Regions from separate parts of the Homo sapiens genome. Here all the other regions are linked to region 3. A link is a contact called in ENCODE Hi-C or POLR2A ChIA-PET data. All regions are on one chromosome and are shown on one strand. Each heading gives the region's core, a stretch centred on a gene start or an enhancer-like site at or near the end of the contact. The rest is flanking DNA. Distances are from core to core; before and after follow the strand shown.

Region 1 (4,556 bases), core at 650-3,149, 66 kb before region 3:
TTACAGAAAACATATTGAAATCAGTCGTTAATGATCAAAACCTAAGAATAAACACACATAAATATAATTAATAGTAGCTCCCATCAACAGAACACTTCTGCATGCTATGTACTTAGTACTGAACATGTGTTACTTCAGTATACCCTCATAATCTCCCTTTGAGGTATGCATTATTATACTAATTTTTTAAAAATGAGGGCACTGAGGTTGAGAGAGGTTATACCACTTGTTTGTTACTCAAGCTAGTAAGTGATGGAGCTGCGGTTCAAACCAAGTTCTGCCCGACTTCAAGTCTGCATCTTAGCCAGTGCTTCTCAAACTTGCATGAGCTTGTTAAAAACACAGATGATGGGTCCCATCCCCTAGAGTTTCTGAGTCAGCAGATCTGGAATGAAGCCTGATAATCTGTATTTCTAAGAAGTTCCTAGGTGATGCTAATCTGTCTGGTTCAGAGATTTATTGCTCTCTTAATCTTTGTACCCTGATCTACAGCTTGGAAGACATTTTTCAAAGCTTTCAGCTTCTGTGTAGGCAGGAAAGACCAAATTATAGGCTCTTAGGGCTGGGAAAAGGAACTTACAGATCGTTTAAATTTTGTTTCACAGAGAAGGAAACAAAAACCTGGAGGATTAGTGCCTTGAAAGTAGCAACAGAATAGAGACAAGAATCTAGGTCTCCTAATTACACTCTAGGTTTCCTGCTACTCTGAGCTGCTGCATTATATATCAATAATTTTTTTCTTTTAAGGTCATAATATGTTAGAGTGGTTGACATTCAGCTTTCAATCCCTTTACCCAGTACCCTACCATGCACCATTATACCACAGTCTCTCTGACTTTTATCTCTCTTAGCCTTTTGAGCTGGGAACCCACTGTTTATTTTTAGTCAGACTGATAGCCTAGATCCTAGAAGATAATTGATTTTCAGTTTGACAGCCTGTGGAATCCACTAATTTTCACAGGTCGTCAAGAAAGTAGTAGAGAGGAGATATTTCCAAGAGAGCAAGTCATTCTACCCAGTAGCCCCATCAATACTGACACTTTGGCCCCATCTGAGACAGTACTTCTGGCCTTTCTTAAAGCCCAAATCCCTCATTTTATTGGCTTTTATTTGACACACTGCCTTCCATTTTTAAAAGTTATTTTAATGGCCAAGCACGGTGGCTCATGCCTGTAATCCCAGCACTTTGGGAGGCTGAGGTGGGCGGATCACAAGGTCAGGAGATGGAGACCATCCTGGCTAACACGGTGAAACCCTGTATCTACTAAAAATACAAAAAAATTAGCTAGGCATGGTGGTGCGTGCCTGTAGTCCCAGCTACTAGGGTGGCTGAGGCAGGAGAATCACTTGAACCCGGGAGGCGGAGGTTGCAGTTAGCCGAGATCGCGCCACTACACTCCAGCCTGGGCGACAGAGCAAGACTCCGTCTCAAAAAAAAAAATCTAGCAGATGTCCTTCTTCTGAGACTTATCCCATGAGCGTTTGGCCTAACAATGAAGGATTCTTCCCTCTCAAAAGAGAGAGTTCTCTAGTTAATCAAATATTTAACACCAAATTTTCTGAATCAAAACAATTAGCTGGTAACTTAGAGCTGATTTTCTCATGGTTATTAGGCTGTTTGAAAACCTGTGAATGATCTGGATAACTTATTTGAATAATTATCCTTAAAGCAATTACTCTGCTATGAAGCACTGATAGTGTAGATATTTATCTTAATGTGAGATGAAAGTGTTGTTATAACTTCAAAAAGCTTAAGGAATCTTGGCTCTAATCCTCCATAGCAACAGTCGGTTTTGCTCTAAAACTGGAAAAACAGTTTTGCTAGGGAGGCAGGATATCGGAGTGGAAAAGTCACTGAAGAGACATAGATTCTGTTCCTCTTTCTTGTAACAGGAAGCAACTCCACCTCAGAAACTTTAAGGTGCTGGCCAGGATCAGATAACTAGTTAGTGGCAGCTTCCATCTTTTTAGTAAAAGCCAATTTGTCTGACGCTTAATTTTTATTCCAAGTGTTATCTTTAGGTCTTTTAGGAACTAGTGTCATTAATTACAGTGTTCTGGAGGAAATATCAAAAAGCAGCTAACAGAGTAGCTATCTATAATATCCCCATTAAAGTCTGAGAATGTTATGCAATTGAATATGAAATTGCGCCATCCAGTGGCAGAATTATTGAACACTGAACAGACCCAACTTAAAGTCTGGAAATTAAATCCTCTCAAGGCTAGGTCCAGTGAATTACCCTCTAAGTACAATAACCTAATGTATAGTACATCAGGAAATTGTTTTCTTGTATTTTTTTCAAAACACCATATTTTGATCTACTATTGTCAAGGTATGTTTTATAATTTTTTTTTAAAAGATTGTTATCTTCTACATTTTTTCCTAGGTCCTGGAATCTCAAAATTTGTTCAGAAAGTAAATGAAATAGGCATTTACCTGACTGATTGCATGGAAAGAGCTAGGGAAGTGATTCCAAGGTCCCAGCACCAAGAGACACCCGTTTACCTGGGAGCCACGGCAGGCATGCGGTTGCTCAGGTATAGCAGCATGTAGGGACCAAGAGTATCTGGGAGTTAGGCTTGGCAGTGAAAGAGCCTCTGAAGTTATGGGAAAGGGCCACACTCCCTAATACCCCAAGTTCTACACACCCAAGTCCATACTTAAGAAAGGATATTTTAGTAAGTGAATAAAATGTTCAAACTCTTAGTATATATAGGGGTAGGATTTTATGTATGTTAAAAAAAAAAGCCCCCTTGTGCATCTCCCTATGGGGGATTCAAAGGGGAAGGGGCACAGGGAGAGAAAGACTGGGCCCGTATACTCTGGGGTTTGGGGCTACAGATTTAACTATTCAATATCTGGGAGGAAGAGGATAAGAGGAGACTCATAGACATCCCAGGTCATAAATATTCACAACTAGCACATCTTTATATCACTTGATACCTGTGTGAATTATTTGTTCACTTGTTCATTCATTCAGCATATAGTGCCTGCTCTATCCAGAATATGAAAACTCAACCCTCAAGGAAATCAGTTTCAATGCAGGGTGATCAGTGTTTTAATAGAGGAGTGCTCAGAGCTGCTATGGGAGCACATTTGGCCCTGCCCAGGGTGAGAGGAGGTCAGGAAGACTTAGAGGAAGGGATGCCTGAACTGAATCATGAAAAATGAGTTGGAGGATCGGGGAACAGCTTTATCAGCAGAACAGACAGCATGCATTCAGTAACTGATGTTTATTCAGCACCTATTATATGTCAGGCACTGTTCTAAGTACTGAGGATACAACAGTGAACAGGACAAAGTCTCTGACTTCATGGAGCTTGTGTTCTACCGGATGTGCAAAGGTAGGGAAGTGTGAGAGGCATATTCAGAGGACTGTAAGTAGTTCTGCATAGATAGAAGATAGGTAAGTAGTGTAAAATAATAATGATAATAATAGTAGCAGCTCGTATTTATTGAGCCCGTCCTATGTTCTTAGCACTACGCTAAGCACTTAATTGCACTGTCATAACAACTCTATGAAATTAACAATTATTAACAAGATAAGGAAGCTGTGGCTTACAAATGTTAAGTAACTCACCCAAGGTCACACACCTGGGAAGTGGTGGAGCCAGGATTCTGAGTGGGATTCTGAAAAGGAAGGGTCCAGGTCACAAAGTGCCCTATGGGGCCATGCTAGGAAGTTTGGAGTTTATCTTAGAGATAGTAGGAAGCCATTAAAGGATGCTACACAACTGGTGACACTGGTAGAGAAGATGGATTGGAGGGGAGAAAAGCTGGGGATAAAAGGAAGGCAGTTAGTAGGTGTGGACGCCATTTAGATGAGAGATGACAGGGGCCTAATGCCAGCTGGAAGGTAGCATCCTCTCGCTCAGAGACTCCCAGTGTTGGGTAGCCTAGATCTTGGAAGCAATTGCATCCCATCTTCATTAAGACAACCCTGGAAGATTCCTTCTTTAGGTCTCAAGGTCTCAAACAGACCCAAGAACTGAGCTGTAATATGAGGAAGATTTTTCCCAGTCTGGCAGCAGAGGAGATTGGATATCTATTCCAGGTCATTTGCCACCTGGTTTCTACTAGAACCCTAATTAAAAACCTGGAGCAGAGTCTGGCCATGTAACCAGCTAGGAGCCACCCACAGTGGTTAATATAGCACACATCAGCTTCAGGTATGGTCATCAAACCATACCCAGCTATCACCACCACAGTAATTTTAAGAGCCTTTGATAACTTTTTGAGCCAGGGAACTTCAGAACAAAAGTGGTATTTTAAGGAAAACCAACCTATGAAAGGATTGGAAGGATGTGGATTTGGAGAGAGATGAACAAAATATTAATTCTGCCTCATCCAAAAAAGGGGTTTCTTGGACAGCTATGTGCGAAGATCCCCATCTCTTCATTTATTCCAGGGCATTATGGTTCACTTCTTAGTAGCACTGTGTGGATGCTGTAGCTGAAATGGGTAATGTAATATAATTATTAAAACAAAAATGATAACCTCAGCTCTTCCTTTGTACAGGATGGAAAGTGAAGAGTTGGCAGACAGGGTTCTGGAT
Region 2 (4,921 bases), core at 2,034-4,533, 88 kb before region 3:
GTTCAGAGATGTAATTAAGCTAAGGATCTTGAGATGAAATCATCTTGAATTTAGGGTGGGCCCTAAATCTGATGACTGGTGTCCTTATGAGAGAAAGGAGAAGGAAACGTGACACAAAGAGCAACAGGGGGAAAGGCCATGTGAAGACAGAGGTGGAGATTGGAGTGATGCAGCCACAAGCCAAGGAATGCTAAGAAGCTGAAAAAGACAAGAAAGACATCTCCTCCAGAACCTTCAAAGGGAGCATGCCCCTGCTGATACCTTAACTTTTGGACTTCTGGCCTCCAGATTTATGAAAGAATACATTTCTGTTTGAAGCCAGCAAGTTCATGGTAACTTGTTGTGGCAGCCCTAAAAAACTAATACAGATTTTATAGAGAAGATGATAGTATTACGTGCACCTTATAGGATTGTAGTGAAGGCTAAATTGATGGCTGCATTTAAAGTGCTAAGAGTAGAATCTGGAATATAGTAAGAACTCTTTAGTATAGGCTATTACGTGTTGTTAGCTCATTGAACCTTACATAGCAACCCTATGAAGCAGATACTATTGTGACTCCCATTCTGCCCATGAGGAAATGGAGGCTTACAGAGACTAAGCAAAGGTAAGCTTATCTGAACTCTGCTCTAGCTTGAACCATCCCCCAGAAGTCTGTGGAGTTTGACTAACTGCTGATGGATCCTGATGATTGTTGGCTCGGTGACCCTTCCTGATGATGGTCTCTCAGAAAAGACTCTCCAGTGCTGAGCCATCAAGAAGTCTAGAAGGCATTGAGAAGGCTGTCACATGTGATTATGTTTACTCCTCCTGGATGCGTCTGCCCAGACCTGGTTTTGGCACAAGCTCTGCTCTGATGGAGCCAGGCTCTGTCCACACTTGGCTGTGTGGCCTGACCTCATTTGAGTAGCCTCAGCACATCATTACCACAAGAGGCAGGGATGTGCCACCCTAAAAGGCCACACCCTCTCTCTCCAGTGACTTCAACAGCCCCCAATGGTTCCTTGTTCACCCCTAAGTTGCTAAGCATAGATTATATGAATGACTTTAGAAGTAAGTCACATCACTCAGAATAAGGCAAAGCCCTCACTAGTGCCCTCAAGGCCTTATGAGCAGGGGACCCCATTGATCCTCTGACCAGTTCCTACTACTCTCCCCTCAGGGCCTTTCTGTGTACAGTTCCAGATGCTGTAAAGCTCTTGCCTCAGAGGTATGCAGGCTTTCTCCCTGTGATAGAAATCACCTTCTCAGGCCAGTCCTAATCACTGCATCCTTCCTTTTTACCTTCCTTGCTTTTTCTTCCTCCTCAGCACTTAAAATTATGTAATACACTGTAAATTTTGTTTATCTTGCTTATTGTATTTTTCTCCCAACTAGAATATAAGCACCATGAGGATAGGGACATTTCTCACTTTGGGTTATTGCTGTAGCTCAGAGCCTAGGGCAGGTCTAGTTCATAGTAATAATGTGTTCAATAAGTAATTATTGAGTGACCAACTGAAAAAATGAATGAGGCATAGTCCCCTCTCCAACAACTATAGAACTCCCAAACTGAAATGGTTCAAGCTATATCTAGAGGTAGCACATGAAGAGAGGACTACTGACATAACTGAGCTTTGTAGAGTATAGGGGGAGCATAGCTTCCAACTGAGCTTGATTTTGAAGGAGACAAAAAGACTTGGAGAATGAGGGGAATGGAATTACAAATGAAGGCGTCCCACACTGAGAAAAGTTCAGAGAATCCAAAATTCATTCATTCATTCATTCATTCATACAACATGGGATATACCAATGAACAAGCCAGAAAAAAGTCCCTGCCCTAAGGAGCTTACATTCTAGTAGTCATAATGTCAGGAATTCTCATCTTGGACCCAAACAGATCTGTTGGTTGGAATGGTAAAATGGGAAGGGCTGAAATTTCTGAAGGGCTTGGAGGTCTAGGTAGACCAGTGTAGCTTTCATCTGGCACACAGCAGGACATAGGTTCTTGATAAGGTAGAGTCTTAGGAACGTCAATTGTGGAAGATTTCTATAGCCACATGAAGGAGGGATTCTGATAGAGAAGATAATTAGGAAGTGTGGGAGTCACCAGAAAGGGCCATTGTAGAAGATCAGATATGAGGTAAGGGTGACTGGAATCAGGGGATGTGGATATCACTATAGAAGAAGGTGGGTCTAAGGGGCTTGGGATGAAATAACTGAGAGAGGATCTTCAAGCCCCTGAGTGTGAGAACAACCTACATATGTGTCCTCAAGAAGAGTTCCCTGATGGAGAAGAAGGAAGGTAGCAGGGGTGGTGTGGAGACTTTGACTCTGTGAGTTGGAGGAACGACAACGCCAGATTAGGACCAGTCTTCTGAGCTTCAGTGATTGTTCCATCATTAGGCTATGTAAACACAGGAAGGACCACAACATTCCTTGAATGTTTGCTCACCAATGCTTGTCCACATTTGCTGTTTTGTTCTCTATATGACAAGAAAAGTTTAGTCCAGATGTGACTCATAACAAATTGGAAACAATTTGAATCTAGTCAGTCACATTGGATCTGCAAAGCAAAACTTTTTTTTGCCTGAAATCCACCACATCTGTCAACACCCCAAATCTGTTTATTAATGGAGTAAAATTTTAAGCTGTTATATTTTTGTTATCACAGAGTAGCAATGCTGGGATTTCTCTATACAACAGAATTTTGACTATGGACAAAATTAAATAATTTGTTTGTTTGTTTTGGAGACAGGGTCTCACTCTGTTGCCCAGGCTAGAGTGCAGTGGTGTGATCTTGGCTCACTACAACCTCGGTGTCCTGGGCTCAAGCGATCCTCTCACCTCAGCCTCCCAAATAGCTGGGACTACAGGCATATGCCACCACGCCTGGCTAATTTTTGTATTTTTTTTGTAGAGACAGATTTTCACCATGTTACCCCCCAGTCTCAAACTCCTGGACTCAAGTGATCCGCCCACCTTTGCCTCCCAAAGTGCTGAGATTACAGGTGTGAGCCACTGCACCCTGCCGAGATTAAATAATTTTGATTTTCACCTTAGTATGATTATAACTGGACATCATGATGGCTGTTTCTATAAGAATCAAAAGAACCTTTGCTTCCTTTGATTCTTATAAAAGTCTTGAAGGTATTTTTCCTCTGACACAGCTAATTGGCTTGAAATCAGCCTGTGTTTTTTCAAAGCTTGGGTTTCCTTCAGTTTTATCTCTCTGTCAGGTGAAGAGTTGAAGTTAATATTACCTTGCTCTCTCACTTTAAGCTGAAAATTCCCCTCCCTTGTCACATCACATGAAAAGAAAAAAATGCAAAGGAAGTGGCCGTCTTAAATTCTCCAGTACAGTAAGCCAATTCAAAGGGAAAACAATGACAACACTTTGCCATTGGATATTTTGGTAAAATCATTTGTTGAAATTCTGTTTCGAAATACCATTTCACATTGTATGACAGAAACCACATTTCTGTTATCCACAAGGCAAATTAAGGGCTTTTCAGGGGGAAGACAATCAATGTGAATTTTCCATAATAGAGCTTGACTGTGGCAGTCATGGGATCTGAAAGCACTCTGGGGGTCTAAGAAGAAGGGGCAGTTACCTAAGTAATTCTCTTTTTATGAACACATCCAAGATATGTCAACCTGCACCCCACCTCTAGCACCTCTTCTTTGGCACCACTTCTGAGATGACTCTCCTGCTTCCTGGATGTGATCAGGGCTTTTGAAAACTGGCTGACATATAGTCCATGGAAGATAGCATTTTAATTACTGCTCTCTGGGTAATGTAGTCAGTTACATGAAAAACAAACTTAACCATTGTGGGTTCTTTTGGTAATAAAAACATTTGAAAAATCATGTATGAAAAATTCCTAAATTTTCTCTCTGACCTAAAAATCTTTTTCTTATTATATCTTTAATAAGAAATAAGAGTAGGATGAAAGGCTTGCATATATTCTGGTAACCTGGATATCATTGCAAAAGCTGGGAAAATGTGGAAAAGTGTACATCTAACTCCTCAATGACAAGAAGAAGTTAGTAAATTTTCTCGTTAGGAAAAGGAAGAAATAATTATAGTCACATCAAGTTGGTTCCCACCTCTGGGTTCTTGCAGTTTCTGTTCCTTCTTCCTCTTATGTTCTTACTCCCTCTCCAGGCTGGTGTTTTCTCCTCAAATGTCACCTTCAAGGTCTCGGCTCAAATGTCATCTTCTGAGAGAGGCTTTCTTGACCCTCAATCTGATACCTTTCCCTTCATTCCCAATTCTACCGCAAGTCACTCTATCAAGTTCCTTGGTTTGAATTTCTTCTTAGCACATATTGTGACCTGAAATCACCTATTTATGTGCTTCTTTTCTGGTTTATCTGTCTTGCTAACTAGATTGTAAATTCCAAAGAGCAGGGGCCTTATCAGTTTTTCTTTTTTTATTGTAGTAACTTGGATGCTAAGAATAGTGCCTGAAATGGCCATGGAAGGAAAATGAGATTGCAAGATTGTCATATTTACAAAAACAAAAGAAGTTAACAAGTAGACCTTGTTGAATAGCTTGAGGGAGTAAAACATTCAAAATTTTATTATGGTAGAAACATTGCTACAGTTTGTTTGTTGTTATATTTATAATTGGTTGTTTTATTTATAATTGCTTATCTAAAGGACATGCTGCTTAGGGCTGTGTTTGTCAACATCACAACGTTGGGAACCAAAGTGGGGTGCCCTTAGAGGGTTCTTTTCCAGATTCCAGAACACTGGCATCAAAGAGGACATCTCTCCCATACCAGTTTTATCCAGATGTTTTAGCTTCAAGTAGTTAAAATCCTGACTCTAATTGGGTCAAAGCATAAGTTTTATGGAAGGATGGGCTCAGCATTTGTTGATTTAGCAGCTTAAAATGCCATCAAGGACTCACGTTCTCTACATCTCTCTGCTCTGCCA
Region 3 (4,886 bases), core at 162-2,661:
TAACAAACCTGCACGTTGTGCGCATGTACCCTGGAACTTAAAGTATGATAAAATATATATATATATAAATTTAAAAAAAGATATAGAGGGGTTTACATATGAGGAGTCTAGAAAAAGAGTTTACAGTTTCCAGAAGAAGGCAGATAGTGAGACGATCAGCAGATGGAGAAGGTGTGGGAATGAGGCTGCGAGAAGGGATAAATTATCTGGGTTGTTACCAAGTATGACAGAGACTATAGACAGGGTGGGATTTACGGTCTCAAATGAAACTGTGCCAAGCTGTCAGAGACACTGGGACTCTATTTTGCTTACTAAGGTTAAACACTAGTATTACTTTTGGTCACCATACTATTAAAAAATAAAGACAATCCTACGAAACTTAGGCAATTAATATCAGAATAAAGAGGTCAATAATGTTTATTCTCTATTAACATGTACATTTAGAAAATAAAAGCAAAGCTTAAAAATGCATGGAAGTCTTACACAAGACGACTGTTGGGGCATAATGCCTGACACAGAACGCAGTTAAACACTGTGGAAAGCCTGAATGAGTGAAAGCATACAAACCACCACCGTGCGGCTCTCTACACTAGCAAGTTTCCGAAGTTCGCCCCAGCCGGTTTCCCTGAACAAGTTCCCAACCGCATCACGTTTAGTTTATCTCGTTATTTTAACTCGGAGCGAGGCAATGGGAAAAAGAAAAACAATGAGAGCCGTACTCTGTTTATTAAGCGATGAATGACGACACATGGGTGAGCGTGTCTGGCATGCCCTATTTAAGACTTTAAACATAGTACATTAGTACGCTAACAGCAAGCTCTGGAAATAAAAGGAACCGCTTGCATATTTAGGGGGCTCTTTTGTAAGCCACAAAGGAAATCACCTGAAGTCAAAGCTCCCCTCTTTTCCTAGCAAGGCAGGGACGACGGCAAAGAGAAAGTAGGTCCCGGGGCGCTGCAACCCGTGCAACTTGCCGGCTGGCGTCCCCCGGCCTCGCGCCTCCACGCCCTGCGCGGGCGACCGCTCTTGCCACAACGGCGCCCCGCAGCGTCCTCCCCGGGGACGCCCGCTCAGCCGGGAGCTCGCGGCCGGTACTCACCCGCTGGGTATACTCTTCTTCTTCACCAGGACGAGAGGGATGAGAGACCCACGCCCCAGGCAACCCCGCTCTCAGGCCTCCTCCAGAACAGACCCCAGGGTACGCTACAACTCACACGCTCACGGGCAGAGGCGAGGGGCGGGGGTGATAGACCCCGGCGGCGAACAGACTTGGCGCACCGAAGATTCCCAAAGGCGCGTGCTCCGCTCCCTCTGGGTCCTGGCAGGCCAGGGGCGGCAGCGCGCATGCTCCTGGGTCGCCGCTACTTGCAGCCCGCGGGCGCCGTAGGGCTGGCGCAGGGTGCGGTGGGGCGGTTGGTGATCATCCTAGCCTGCGGTAGATGGTGCGCCCTGCCTTCCCTGCCCAGACGTAAGAAAAGTGCACTGTCCGTCCAGGTGAATGTCGGGCTGCTGGTGAAGGTTTCTCTGATTCTTCCCTGTCAGACATTCCCGCACTTTTGTGGAGCTCTGCTGCATGGGCAGAACTAGCTGGGCTGGGATAACCGGAGCCGGGGCCGCGCAGGCCGCTGGGACTTGTAGTTCGGGGGCCTGGCCGACCGGTTTGTTAGCCAATTTGGGAATGAGTAGAATTGAAAATCACTCGAGAGCAGTGTTTGATTTGCAAGAAATACGGGTCGGCATATTATTAATTCAGTGCCTACTGTGTGTGCTGAACACCTTGCCTTAGTCCTGATCTTCACATTAGGATAAGCAGGAAGATGAACTTGGAAGGTAGAATGTAATGAACAAAAATTCGCATTATGAACTACAAATGCTGTTGGAGATCAAGAGACAGAGTTAGAAAAAACTTCCTGAAAGACGTGGAGTTTGAATCAGCCTTAGAAACACGGAATGCTATCCATTTGCGGGGAAGTTGTAAAAATTAAAGGTTGGAGATGCCAGGGAGAATAAACAAGAACTCCATCCAGCTATAGTTGAGGGGTTATGTTGGAGAGTGGTCAATGTTGGAGAGTGGTCACTGCGGCTTAGATGGGGAAGTGATGTGAGAGTTTTTTGGCTTCACTTTCAGAAAGGGCCTCCTGGTTGACTTTCTCTCTAATTGAGGCTATAAGTATAGACACAGAGATACATCTTCAGGTTTGAATAAAAAACATTACAGTACTTGTTTAGAGCTTCTGGGCCTCCTGGCCAGTGGTTGCTCTAAGAATTAATACATTTTTATAAATCTTGTAATTCACCTTTGAGTAGCAAAACTACGTTGCATGGTGTGTGTTAGATGTAAATTTTCAAAATATAATATGATAGTTTTTGTAACCTGTTTCCACATTAGTTTTCATGTACCAGAAGTCCCAAGATAGAGAAGTGGGCCCAAATCTTTCTTGATCTACAGGAGCAGGACATGATGACTTGGGAACTGGTCCTCAGAGCAGTGGGTGATTTAGTTTTGTTGCCTTTCGAAGACTTAAATAAATTCACAGATCAGAAAATCTTTTGTCACGCCGTTTGTTCCTAAGTTTTGATTTTGGAAAACAAGATAACAGTTAAGTTAATTTTTAAACTTGCCAGTTAATGCAATACATGGAAGTCATAATGTTTTTTGTAGAACACTGTGAAATACTGCTATATTCCTCTTAACTAAGTAAAGAATTGTTAAGTTAAATTCCACTTCTTCCATATCCTAATAACAATAAAGGGTAGCTGGTGCTATATATTTAATAGATTATTTTTACAAAATGCTATTGTTGCCTTAATTACATCATAACTGTGAATGAGACCTTAATTCTGGACATAGCATCCTAATTCAAATTAAGTCTGGAAGGCATCATTTAGGAAACATTGCTATAAGAGAGTTCAGAAAGGTGTCATCATACTATGTGACAATAGATGAACTGAGATAAAGATAAAATTGGATTTTGGTCTGAATTCAGATCTGCTAAGGAAGGAAAGTGCATTAATACATTTAGAAATATTTCTAACAAGAGCCAGGGGAAGATTAAAGGGAACCAATTTTCTGATTGGATCACAATTAAAGATATGTTACTATATACTAAGATATGCATTGTGTAACCATTTCCACATGCTAGAGGTTTTTCTGTGGTTTTATTTTGCTAGCACTCCTGAAACCAAATGGCCTGTGACAGAAGTAACCAAGGTGACTGAAAATTGTGCCAAAAAGAAGTCTGTGCTGATTCAGGGATCCACATAGTCTTGTGCCCGCAGAATTGATTTAGAAATTTGTTTAGGCAAAGCGCAGTGGCTCATGCCTATAATTCCAATGCTTTGAGAGGCTGAGGCAGGAGGATTGCTTGAGGCCAAGAGTTTGAGACCAGCCTGAGCAACACAGCGAGACCCTGTCTGTACCTAATAATAACAATAATAATAATTAGCCGAGCCTTAGAGACACATGCCTGTAGTCCTAGCTACTCAAGAGGTGGAAGCAGGTGGATCACTTGAGCCCAGGAGTTCAAGGCTGTAATGAGCTGTCATCATGCCACTGCACTTCAGCCTGGGTGAAAGAGTGAGACCCTGTCTCTAAAAAACAAACAGATAAACAAAAACTTGTGTGGCATTCTAGTTTCTACAAATGTCTGGGGAATTGCATGAACTTGCATTTAACCGTCATGTTGAATGATACTCTTGTATTAGGCCATTCTTGCGTTGCAATAGAAGAATACTGGGTAATTTATAAAGAAAAGAGTTTTAATTGGCTCACAGTTCTGCAGGCTATATAAGCATGGCTCTAACATCTGCTTCTGGTGAGGGCATCAGGGAGCTTACAATCATGGTGGAAGGGAAGGGGAGCCAGCATGTCACATGGCAAGAGAGGAAATAAAGGAAGGAGGGGGGAGGTCCTAGACAGACTCTTTTAAACAACTAGATCTCATGTGAACTAACTGAGCAAGAACTCATCATGAAGGGGATGGTGCTAAGCCAACCATGAGGTATCCACCCCCACAATCCAATCACTTCCCACCTGGCCACATGTCCATTATTGGGAATCACATTTCAACATGAGATTTGGAGGAGACAAACATCCAAATAGATCTCTAGTATCTATTAGTAGCCTTTTAATCAATTTCCCTGCCTCCATAGAATATCTATATTTAATCATTGCCTCTTGGCCTTTTGGCTAAGATCAAATGTATATTTAATCAGATCCTTTTTTTTCTTACTGCAAAGTTTTATACTTTTGGGGGGAAGGGAATTCATACATATTTTAATTAAAATAATTCCTTAGTATCTTGAAGTTTTTTTCAGTACCCTTTTTGTGAAAGTGATTTTTTTCTAGTACATTAGCATGTAGGGAAGATACTGACTTTTACATATATTCTCTTGTATTCTGCCAATTCCAATTTTCTAATTATGTCTAAACTTTATTTAGTCTTTTGGGTTTTTCATGTATAAAAACCTATCATCTACAAACAATGATAATTTTGTTTTCCTCTTCCAAGAGTTACACCTCTTACTTCCTTCTTTTGCACATCTTATTGCATTAACCGGGATTTCTATTAAATACTGAAGGTGACCAAATACAAATATGAAATAGTAAAAGTGATAGTATATCTGTTTTGTTTCTTGTTAAATTAAAAAATTTAAAAAGCATACTTTTAACCTCAAGTATCACAAGTCAGTTTTCTTATGATATGTCATTCTCAATAATATTTCTTATTTATTTAGAAAGTTGAAATAAAAGGACCATCATGAAAAAATCTCAAAGAGAAGATATTTTTAAAAAGGTAAGGTATTAATGGAGTTTATAATATTTTGATTATTCCAAATAGCCCTGTTGTAAATGGGGGATAATCCTGATAAATGTGATACATTTG

Evidence for each region. Hi-C counts contacts between places; a loop is a spot of excess contacts on that map. ChIA-PET counts read pairs that join two places held with the same protein, here RNA polymerase II (POLR2A). Pooled maps may share reads with other maps.
Region 1: a pooled map shows a loop between it and region 3 (4-fold over the local background). The contact joins the enhancer-like site here to the promoter of CC2D2B in region 3. A Hi-C loop is called at or near these places in 2 of 168 maps with a recorded cell type or tissue (IMR-90 and natural killer cell) and 9 of 50 pooled maps. POLR2A ChIA-PET finds 5 or more read pairs at or near these places in 2 of 52 experiments (K562 and activated CD4-positive, alpha-beta memory T cell).
Region 2: a pooled map shows a loop between it and region 3 (2.1-fold over the local background). The contact joins the enhancer-like site here to the promoter of CC2D2B in region 3. A Hi-C loop is called at or near these places in 2 of 168 maps with a recorded cell type or tissue (IMR-90 and natural killer cell) and 4 of 50 pooled maps. POLR2A ChIA-PET finds 5 or more read pairs at or near these places in 2 of 52 experiments (activated B cell and activated CD4-positive, alpha-beta memory T cell).

The regions. Positions count from the first base shown.
Region 1 is chr10:95,839,957-95,844,512 of GRCh38, forward strand. ENTPD1 (ectonucleoside triphosphate diphosphohydrolase 1) reads left to right here. Exons shown (of 10, transcript NM_001776.6): 4 at 2,388-2,538; 5 at 4,520-4,556. The region is part of intron 4 of ENTPD1-AS1 (ENTPD1 antisense RNA 1); the gene reads right to left. Among named protein-coding and RNA genes, the nearest start is that of CC2D2B, 66 kb to the right of the region's middle. RefSeq lists an enhancer at 1,953-2,092. Within about 2 kb of position 1,900, at least 7 of the 41 ENCODE cell types and tissues checked have a DNase peak (open chromatin) inside an H3K27ac peak, as active enhancers do.
Region 2 is chr10:95,816,454-95,821,374 of GRCh38, forward strand. The region is part of intron 1 of ENTPD1 (ectonucleoside triphosphate diphosphohydrolase 1); the gene reads left to right. The region is part of intron 4 of ENTPD1-AS1 (ENTPD1 antisense RNA 1); the gene reads right to left. Among named protein-coding and RNA genes, the nearest start is that of ENTPD1, 63 kb to the left of the region's middle. RefSeq lists an enhancer at 4,150-4,199. Within about 2 kb of position 3,284, at least 4 of the 41 ENCODE cell types and tissues checked have a DNase peak (open chromatin) inside an H3K27ac peak, as active enhancers do.
Region 3 is chr10:95,906,564-95,911,449 of GRCh38, forward strand. It overlaps CC2D2B (coiled-coil and C2 domain containing 2B), which reads left to right and starts at 1,412. Exons shown (of 35, transcript NM_001349008.3): 1 at 1,412-1,494; 2 at 4,738-4,796. The coding sequence starts at 4,761. All of the region lies in intron 2 of ENTPD1-AS1 (ENTPD1 antisense RNA 1), which reads right to left. RefSeq lists enhancers at 1,439-1,628, 1,669-1,728.